Regions from separate parts of the Homo sapiens genome. Here regions 1 and 2 are each linked to region 3. The links are chromatin contacts, found by Hi-C or POLR2A ChIA-PET in ENCODE. All regions are on one chromosome and are shown on one strand. The core of a region is the stretch at or near the end of the contact, and the rest is flanking DNA. Distances in the headings are between cores, read along the strand shown. Region 1 holds the start of THADA (THADA armadillo repeat containing). Region 2 has its middle 54 kb from the start of PKDCC. Region 3 holds the start of SRSF7 (serine and arginine rich splicing factor 7).

The links. Hi-C counts contacts between places; a loop is a spot of excess contacts on that map. ChIA-PET counts read pairs that join two places held with the same protein, here RNA polymerase II (POLR2A). Pooled maps may share reads with other maps.
Region 1: a loop to region 3 is called in a map of B cell, with 33 times the contacts of the local background. The contact joins the promoter of THADA here to the promoter of SRSF7 in region 3. A Hi-C loop is called at or near these places in 1 of 168 maps with a recorded cell type or tissue (B cell) and 6 of 50 pooled maps. POLR2A ChIA-PET finds 5 or more read pairs at or near these places in 1 of 52 experiments (T-cell).
Region 2: a loop to region 3 is called in a pooled map, with 8 times the contacts of the local background. The contact joins the enhancer-like site here to the promoter of SRSF7 in region 3. A Hi-C loop is called at or near these places in 6 of 50 pooled maps. POLR2A ChIA-PET finds 5 or more read pairs at or near these places in 2 of 52 experiments (CD4-positive, alpha-beta T cell and activated B cell).

Annotation. Positions count from the first base shown.
Region 1 is chr2:43,594,318-43,597,518 of GRCh38, forward strand. THADA (THADA armadillo repeat containing) reads right to left here and starts at 1,721. Exons shown (of 38, transcript NM_022065.5): 1 at 1,614-1,721.
Region 2 is chr2:42,100,743-42,103,783 of GRCh38, forward strand. No RefSeq gene overlaps it. Among named protein-coding and RNA genes, the nearest start is that of PKDCC, 54 kb to the left of the region's middle. RefSeq lists enhancers at 263-342, 561-1,388, 1,313-1,832 and a silencer at 523-902. Within about 2 kb of position 1,694, at least 34 of the 41 ENCODE cell types and tissues checked have a DNase peak (open chromatin) inside an H3K27ac peak, as active enhancers do; they include CD4-positive, alpha-beta T cell, where a contact is called at or near this core.
Region 3 is chr2:38,749,770-38,752,910 of GRCh38, forward strand. SRSF7 (serine and arginine rich splicing factor 7) reads right to left here and starts at 1,592. Exons shown (of 8, transcript NM_001031684.3): 1 at 1,460-1,592; 2 at 245-425. The coding sequence starts at 1,487. RefSeq lists silencers at 677-866, 1,077-1,176 and an enhancer at 2,037-2,096.

The DNA of each region.
Region 1 (3,201 bases), core at 471-2,970, 4.8 Mb after region 3:
GCCTGTAATCCCAGCACTTTGGGAGGCCGAGGCGGGTGGATCTCCTGAAGTCAGGAGTTCAAGACCAGCCTGGCCAACATGGTGAAACCCCGTCTGCACTAACTAAAAATACAAAAATTAGCCGGGTGTGGTGGCAGGCGCCTATAACCCCAGCTACTCCGGAGGCTGAGGCAGGAGAATGGCTTGAACCCAGGAGGCAGAGGTTGCAGTGAGCCGAGATCGTGCCACTGCACTCCAGCCTGGGAGACAAGAGCGAAACTCCATCTCAAATAAATAAATAAATAAATAAATAAATAAATACTTGAGATTTTGCCCTTCAAGGCCCTAAATAATCTGACCCTGCCTTCCTCCACTCTTCATCTCAAACCAATCTCCTCTTCACCATCTCAAGAGCTTTGTACTTCCTGATGCTCTTATTCCCACCTAAGAGGCTTTACACTTCTCAGTATCTCTGCCCCTTAATGTTCATTCCACATCTTTGCAAGACTGACTCCTTCTCACCATTCATGTTTCTGCTGCAACATTACCTTCTAAAAGCCTTCCATGACCACTCTATCTAAAATCTCACCAATACAACACACGTAGACACCATTTCCGTTAATTTTCTTCATAGCACTTACTAGTACCAGAAATTACCCTAACTTGTAAATTTGTATATTGTCTGTCTCACCTAGTAGCAAACTGAATGAAGGCAGCAACTTTAATCTATTTTGTTCATGTTTCAAGTCTCAATTTCCAAACCAGTGCCTGGCACATAGTAGGTGTTTAACAAACACTTCACGAATAAACAAATTAATTAACAAACATTTGTCAGAGATGTTCTAGAAGGGATATATGTCTTTAAGGGCAGGAAGGTGGACTATCTGGTACCTAAAATGCATTCTACATCTAAGTGACATTCTACATCTTAAGAACCTATGGTCTGTTTGGGAAGTAAGAAATCCATACAGTAATGGCAGGTGAGCAACCACTTAACCAAAAATGGACGCAGCTAGGAAAGTGTCGACAACAGAATAATTTGTAAAGGGATAGTCAGATCTAGAGGAATAGAGGCACGCTTCCTAAGAAAGTGACCATCGTACAAAGCCAGAAGAGACTGGGAAACCTAACTAGGGAGACTATTCTCTGGTGAAAGGTAAGCAAGTTTGCAGGAGGATTTGCTCTTGCAATTCTGAGGGCTACACAAAAGCAGACTCGGTAATTATGCCTGCTCAAATGATGCCTAAACGTGTGTCCTGAAGAACCAGGGTCCCCAAGGGGGTAAATCCCGTGTCTACCGCAAGGCCAGAAGGTGCCCAGTAAATTACACTCCTCCTAGGTCCCACTTACTGCTTCCCTTTAGAACGCTGCTTCACTCTACACCTTCCTGGCTGACTCCCACAAACATTCTCTGGGCGATTTCTGAACCACGTGGAGTCGAGGAATGACAGTGGGAGAAAGTGGTTAAAGTGCTGTCTCCATGGAGACCTTAGCGACCGGAAATCAGTTTCACAGCCGCCGAATCCTGGCGATACCAAAGGATGGGAATTGGTGTGGCTCGCCAGGCAGCCCTAGCAAAACTGGCCGAGCCGAGCTACCGCGGGTCTGGCAGGCAGGACACCTGGGAGCCAAACCTCGTGCACGTCGGCGTCTGAGAAGAGTCGCAGGCGCCTGGTCCAGTCCCGGAAGCAGGTCTCCTTCTACGGCGTCTCCGAGGCTCGCAGCGCGGTCCACGGTCGACTACCGGGTCAGGGCAAAGGGAGGGAGAGAGGGGTAACCTGGAGGAGTCATCGCGAGAATTGACCAAACGCAGCTCCTCCAATCAGGAGTTCGAGGAGGTCGTGACGTCACCGGGGTGGCCGGTAGCAATCCGGTTTAGTTAACCAGCCACTGTACCGTCAGCGCCGCGCGTTCCTCATGGCGTTAGGGCTGACGGGCCTTGTTGCTGAGGGGCCTTCATTCAACGGTCTCTTGTTGAATGAAAAGACCTCATTCTCTTCACATGCTTGGACGCCTGGGAAGCGCTTTTCTCCCAATCCAGACCTTCCACCTTTCTCCCACTCTGTTGGCCCAGTGCAGAGTCTAGGAGAAAACTACGTCTGGGACTCGGGAACGAGTCCAGGGAGTTTAGAGCCTGCGAGATGGGGCAGGGGTTTGGGCGGCGACTGAACGGAAGCCACGAGAAGGATTCGGACTAAAATGAGTAGTGCTGAACCAACGTGTGCCAAAGCGCATATATTCATTCAATAGATAATGAACTCTACTGTCAGAGCGTCGCCAAGCGCTAGCCTTGAAAGCTATCCCCTACTGAGGATACATGTATTACGCAGCACATACAAATTGTCAGATGGTTCAGTCCTTGAAAAATAAATACAATAACGGGGTGTCACTGGGAGCTGCGACAGTGGGCAAGATCAGGAAAGACCTGATGCTATTATCAGGAGTATTAATTTGGAAAATAGAGACATTTCAGTTCTCTAAACGTTAATGACTTAAGTTTTTAATAATTATTTTCTGAATTTTTTATATCAGCTTGCCTTGGTTTTCTTTATAGCTTTACCACATAATGTATGTATCACTATCTTGTTTCGTTCAATTTTGAAGCTTTTGGAATTGCGTATGTATTCTCCAGCAATTTGCTTCTTTCAGCATTGCTTTTCATATTCACCTACAGGTGGCTGTAGTGCTCTTCGCCCAGGCTGGAGTGCAGTGGCGCGATCTCGGCTCACTGCAAACTCTGCCTCCCGGGTTCAAGTGATTCTCCTGCCTCAGCCTCCTAAGTAACCGGGATTACAGGCGCGCGCCACCACGCTCAGCTAATTTTTGTATTTTTTAGTGGAGACGGGGTTTCACCATGTTGCTCATGCTGGTCTTGAACTCCTGACCTCGTGATTCGCCCGCCTCGGTCTCCAAAAGTGCTGGGATTACAGGCGTGAGCCATGGCGCCCGGACCGTAATTTTCCATTGTTTAATATACTTCATTATGTATCCATCCTGCTGCCTCTTAACATGTGCATTATTTCCAGTTTTTGTTCTAAACATTGCTGCTGTGAACTATGTTGTGCATGTCAGCTGGTGAGTGTGTGCAGACGGTTCTCCACCATAATTTTTTCTGGTATTTTTGACCCTGACATAGTAAGAAATACATTGCAGACTTTGAAACTGTGGACGTAGAAGTACTCACACATAACTGAAGTAAAAATTTCTTGAAATGCTACTTTA
Region 2 (3,041 bases), core at 444-2,943, 3.4 Mb after region 3:
AGACTGACCTCAGTGCCACCCTCCCGGCTCTGCCTCTAAACTTCACCCACCACAATGCAGCCAACAATCTCACAAGGGGCCGGCCTCTCTCTCAGGGCAAGCCTCATCCCCTAGAAGCCGACTCCGCCTGGCCCACCATGCCTGCAGCAGAAAGGCCTGAGGCTGGGCCTAGAACACTGAGGACGTCAGTGGCCAGGACTTTCCAAAGCTGAAACTGGGACCTGCGGAGGCCTCACTGTCCGGAGCAGCGTCCAGGTCCTCAGCATCCTCTTCGCTGGGCCCCACGCGTGTCGTGCGCCACCCCAGAAGGCAGGGCCTGATTCGGATCAGCAGGGGCTGCAGGGCCGCTCTGCAGGTGGGTGACTCAGGCCCCTCTTGAACCCTTAGGCCTGAGGCAGAGACTGGGCAGGAGGCTGGGCGTGGCCGGGGAGCCCCTTCACGTGCTCCCCTTCTCGAGGGTTCACGGGGCTCTGGAGGCCCAGATGCTGGCAAAGTGGCGGGAGCGCTCCAGGGACGAGGACTCAGGTCGGGGCGCCCCCGCCAGCGCCAGGATCCCCGCTCACCCTCCGCCGCGCCCCGCCCCCGCCCCGACACACTGGGGGAGCCCCGCCCTCCCCGAGGCCCGCGCGGCGCCGCAGGAGGAATCCCAGCCATTTCCTCCACGCTGCGCGGTATGTGGCCTGCCCGCCGCCAACCGCAGCGCGAGCCGGTCCCCAGCCGCGCCTGGCAGCTGCCCCGGCTCCGCCGTGCTGCTCGGGATTCCGGGAAGGCCGCCCCCTCGTCCCGGGCCACCAGACCGGCCTTTCCAGCGGCTCCAGGCCCGTGCAGTCCCGCCGGACGCCGGCTACACCACGCGCCGCTGCTGGAACCTCTCCCAGCCCCGCGTGGCCGCCCCCGGCCCAGGCACCCCCTCCCCGGAACGCCCCCGACGGCCCCTCGCGTCCGAGCTGGAAACTGAAGTTGACGCTTGCTCCGTCACCCTGGGGCAAATTGCTTTGCCTAAGCCTCAGTTTCTCCATCTGTGAAATGGGGACGTTGGCAGGAGTGCCTGTCTCGTTGTGCTGCCCGAGGGGTGAATGAGAAAAGGAAAGCGTTGGACTACTGTCAACGCGATTTTCATTTCCCTAGGTACCACGAGGGTCCTGGCTTTTCGCACAGGATCTTAGCACCCACCCTGCCCCTCGCCTCTCCTCCAGCCCAGTTGCCGGTGGAGCAAGCAGGCCGGGCTTTGCGAGTGGGCAGAGGAGAGGGCTGGGGCCTGCCCAAGACTGCGCCCTGCACAGATTAAACAATGCCTGAAGGTCCCACGACACAGCCTTCCTCGAGATTCACCGTTGCCCTCTCCTCAATCACTAGGTTCTTGAAAGACCCAAAGGACAGTTATTTACATTTTTTTTAAATGATGTCATCGCAGTCTGAGAGCAGCCAGACACGTAGTGATCAGGGAAAGTCGAAAGTGCAGATGGGTTCGCAAACGTGGACTCTCTAGTTTTGGGTCTGCAGATGGGGCCGGCCACCACGTGCTCTCTGAGTTCTCTTTCCAAGTACAGATCCCTCCGGAGACGGAACATTGTTCCGCCTTTAATTCTTCCCAGGAGCTGCGGAGGAAGGCGTGAGAACCGGAGCCCGGGGTGACTTGCGGGGGAGGGGATCGCTTCCCCGTCGCCCACACCTGCCTAACCCACGCCCACGGCGGCCGCAAAGGCGACACCGCGTGAATCTGGAAAGCCCCGAGTTTCAACAGGCCCAACCATCGGCGGCTTTGCAGGCGCAGCACCAAGTGCTGCTCTGCCTGTGTTCCCCCAGACAGCCCCTGGTTGTGATTTGTCGTTTCCAGTCCAGCTAGAGTCCCAAGGCCAAGAACTAGACCCTTGCAGCGAGATCCGCGCCCCCCCCCACCCCACCCCGCCTCATTCTCCACAGGCGCCACAGCCACAGGCCGCATAAATAAATCCAGGTGGAGGCAGACCCAGAAACCCAGGTGCTATAAATATCCCAGCCCAGCCGGGAGACTGACCTCCCAGGCAGCCCCTCGCCCCCACCCGCCCTAGACCAGCACTTCCGGCCACCACAGCGCTGAGGGCGGATCTCCCCGCGGTGGGAGGAGCGGGCTCCACCAGGATGCAGGCCTGGCTTCCCTTTCTTTCTTCTCCTGGGAGCCTCTGGCGGCCCAACCTGAGGGCTTGCCCTCTTCTCTGGAACCACCTCCCTAACTCTCAATCGCATACCTCTCCCTCCCTCCCCCTGGTATTTTTAGAGAGGCCTTCTCTCAGGGACCCCATACTGCGACCAGACTTCAAGAAATGCTGACTTCTCTTTCTAGATGAATAAGCATAGTTGGAAGGCAACAACCTCAATCAGAGTTTACAATCTAAAATTTGATTCTAAACTTTTTCTTTTTGAAACAGTCTTGCTCTGTCACCCAGGCTGGAGTGCAGTGGCGTGATCATGGCTCACTGCAGCTTTGACCTCCCAGGTTCAAGCGATCCTCCCATCTCAGCCTCCCTAGTAGTTGGGACTACAGGCGCTGTGCCACCATGCCCGCCTGGCTAATTTTGTGTTTGTTTGTTTGTTTGTTTTTGTTTTTGTTTTTTTTTTTGAGACGGGGTTTCACTATGTTGCCCAGGCTGGTCTCGAACTCCTGGGCTCAAGCGATCTGCCCACCTCAGCCTCCAAACATGCTGGGATTACAGGTTTGAGCCACTCTGTCCAGCCCTTGATTCTACATTTTTAATAGCATTTTTTATGTGATTAAAACACAGGCTGGAGGCAGAGTAGACCTAAAAGAGGGGAAAGAAGAAGCTGAAGGCATATGCAAAGAAGAGATAGAGCCACACTAGAAAAGAAAGCTGCTCTACCAGAAGGCTGGTACCTAGGAACTCAGTGGGACTTTCTGAGCCCAGTCTCCTGGGTCTGGGACTTGGTGTGGTGCAGTTCAATAAATCCCTATTGTGGGGGGGGGGCGGGGTAGAAAAGATGTGAGATACCTTTCCTCACCCTTCATAAGGGTCATTGCTATAGCAAAAGACTGATTAACAAGA
Region 3 (3,141 bases), core at 342-2,841:
AGAACTCTTTCCAACCACTCACTCTTTCCAACCACTCCTTCCCCCCCAACAAACTTTGGCGGTCTTTACCAAGCCCTAACTCCATCTCCGCTATCTTCTTTAACCTTCGTGTGCCTTTAGCATTTAACACTATGACCAGCTATTTAAGGTCTCTTCCAGACTTCAGAATCCAAATTTAGCACTAAGTTCATTATCTAGCCACAGTATATTTTAATGAACAGAAGATTCATAACATCTTACTTACTTTCCATCCAGTCCTCGTACTGCATCTTCTGCATCTCTAGGATCTTCGAATTCCACAAAGGCAAATCCTGGAGGATTTCTCGCAATCCATACAGTTCTTAAAGGACCATAATAACTGAAAGCCCTTTCTAACTCTCCTTTGCCAGCGCCAGTTCCCAGGTTACCAACATACACCTTGGTTTCTGTTTAAAAACGCAAATAGAAGAATGCACGTTACGCAAAATCTGGCCCAAGTTTCAATTACTTATTTGCCTTAAAACGGGCCATCCTCAAGATTGGGTAAAGCACATTTAATGCCCTCTATCCAAGACAAAACTTAGTCGTAAAACTGGTGAAAGTCCGCAAATCCCTGAGAAACTAGACTTTTGACAAAATTCTTAACGTTCTAAATAATGCGGGGTGACCCTCCCGAACACAAGCAGAAACGCGTGGTAGGATACACCGAGGCGTGGGGCGGAACCTGGCCCGGCCCCACCCATGAGTCCCGGCAGCCCCGGGCGCACCGGGAGCGCGCGGGCCCGCAGCGGCAGCGGCGTCGGCGGCGGGAGGGCCTCGGTAGGGGCCGGGCCAGGAGAGCAGGGCTGCGCCGGCTCTCGTCCTCCGCGGCAAACGTCCCAGGCACAGGCTCGCCCAAGACTCCAGCTCCCCGCCCCAGAGCCATAAACCGCGCTGGAAATAACTAAAAAAAACCCAGCCGCCAGTCGCAGATTACGTCCCCATTCCCATTCCGCAATTTAACCGATTGTTTGACGAGAACATGCAGCTCACAGCTGCCAATTTCGTTCTATCTCAAACACAACCACGATCTTACAGCTGCGGCCAGATCTGTCCGCTGAAGTGGCGGGAAAGCGCTGAGGAAATGCGCCACCACGGTCCTCAATGTGCGCAAAATGGCAGCCGCCGCCGAGGGCGGGGGGGGAGGGGGGCCGGCGGGCAGCTCCGAGAAAGGCAACGCGAAAACCGTCATCTCAACCCTGCTTTAGGCTGGATTGGGCCACAAAAATGCCCAAGAGTACGGAACTCGGCAGAGATGTACACCCGCCATCCCGTCTCCCTTCAGCACCCCGCCTCCGCTGCCTCCGGCTTCGTCTGGCGTGCTCCTAAGCCGCCATTACGCACGCGGAATAACCGTCTCCCAACCTCCGCGACAACCCTACGGCCTCGCAGTGCTCACTACACCCACACCAACGTCCCTCACCGGACTCCAGCTTCTTACCTCCTCCGTACCGCCCGTAACGCGACATGATGACAGACCCGCGTGCTCGGCTCTTTAGCAAGCAGCGCCCAGGGCTCGAGTGACGCAAAAGCTGACACACACCTTCACCCGCCAAGAGTCCCGGCGGCACTACGAGGAAGAGCCCGGGTTCGCGTTTATATATGCGGCCGCTGCGCTTTGCGCATGCGTCATCTCGTTGTTCTGCGCGGCACAAAGGAGCTGGGCGGAAACAGCCAAGAAACGACGCGGAAGGAACTGAAGAGACTAACACGCGGGTCATGGGCGGAGGGATACGTTTCTATGGGAACGCCACGATCTCTCCAGTAAACCTGAGGCCTTCCCCATGCTGTCCCGCCCCCTCCTCTCCCCGTTTTCTACACCCTCCTTGTCTTCTTTCCCGTCTCCCTACCCTCTGCCTCCTTTCGTTTTTCCCCAGGCTAGGGACCCTCAGCCTTAACAATCTTAGTACGGATGCATTAGACCGGCCTATGAAAGGCTGTACAATTTAACCGCTGATGTTGCAGCCGTCGCGCCCTTCTGCTGGGGGACCTGGCCTAGTCAGCTACTCTGATCTTTGGGGCTCATCAGAGGTAATCGAAGGTTTGGCCATGGTGAAAAGTCCATGAACCCCGCCATTCTGAGTAGTGGTTTTTACACCATAGACCTTGACGCACCCTGGGACTGGTGGTAAAGCCTCCTGTCCTACACGCCCCCTCCAACTTCTTTTGAACCAGTCACCAGTTTGCACCACCACGGTCTGAGTTCTTGGAGTCTGAAAGACAAAGGAATAGAGCTGTGGGGTCCCGCTCCCCCCTCCCCCCTTTATATTGAAATTGTGACAAAACCCTGAATGTTTAAAGCATTTTGGCCAGTGACAATTTGGAAATTATTTGCATCTGAAGCTCAAAGTAACTGATTTGCTTTTCCTAATGCTTTCTGCTTTGTAACACGTGTGATCCACCAATACTCCGATCCTGAGGACTGGGACTCCTAAGTCATCTTTGTGTATCTCCACTCAGTGGAAATAGCAGCCTTGCTGCTCAGCCACTCAACAGTACCAAATAAATGCAAAACTTCTTTACATTAGAATTGCTCTAGACACCAACTACAAATAGAGAAAAAGTTCTTTTTTGCTAGAAACATAGACATTACATCGTAAATTCTTGGAATACACAAAAGTTGGAAATGTACATAAAAAAAGACATTTAGGTATTTGCATTTTTATCTTTTTCGTCTTTTGCAACTTCATTTGGTGAGTATAGGTGTGGAATGGAGAGTACAGGGAAAGCAGGCCTAGTTGGTGAATAAAGCATGGATTCTTTCCAGGTCATGCTATGATTTTATGCATATTTTTTACGTTGATTAAGTTATGGAGAGAATTAATCTCTCTCAGGAAGATCTCTAAGAAGAAAATAGAAGCTCTGTAGAGTATATGTGTTCTCCCTTAGTCTTGGTGATTTTTTTCTTAACAAGGTTCTTCTCAAAAGAAACAATAATTATAAAGATCTATAGGTTCTTCTCAAAAGAATTAAACAATAATTATAAAGACTATATAGGGGCCAGGCGCAGTGGCTCACGCCTGTAATGCCAGCACTTTGGGAGGCCGAGGCGGGCGGATTGCCTGAGCTCAGGAGTTTGAGACCAGCCTGGGCAACACAGTAAAACCCTGTCCCTACTAAAAT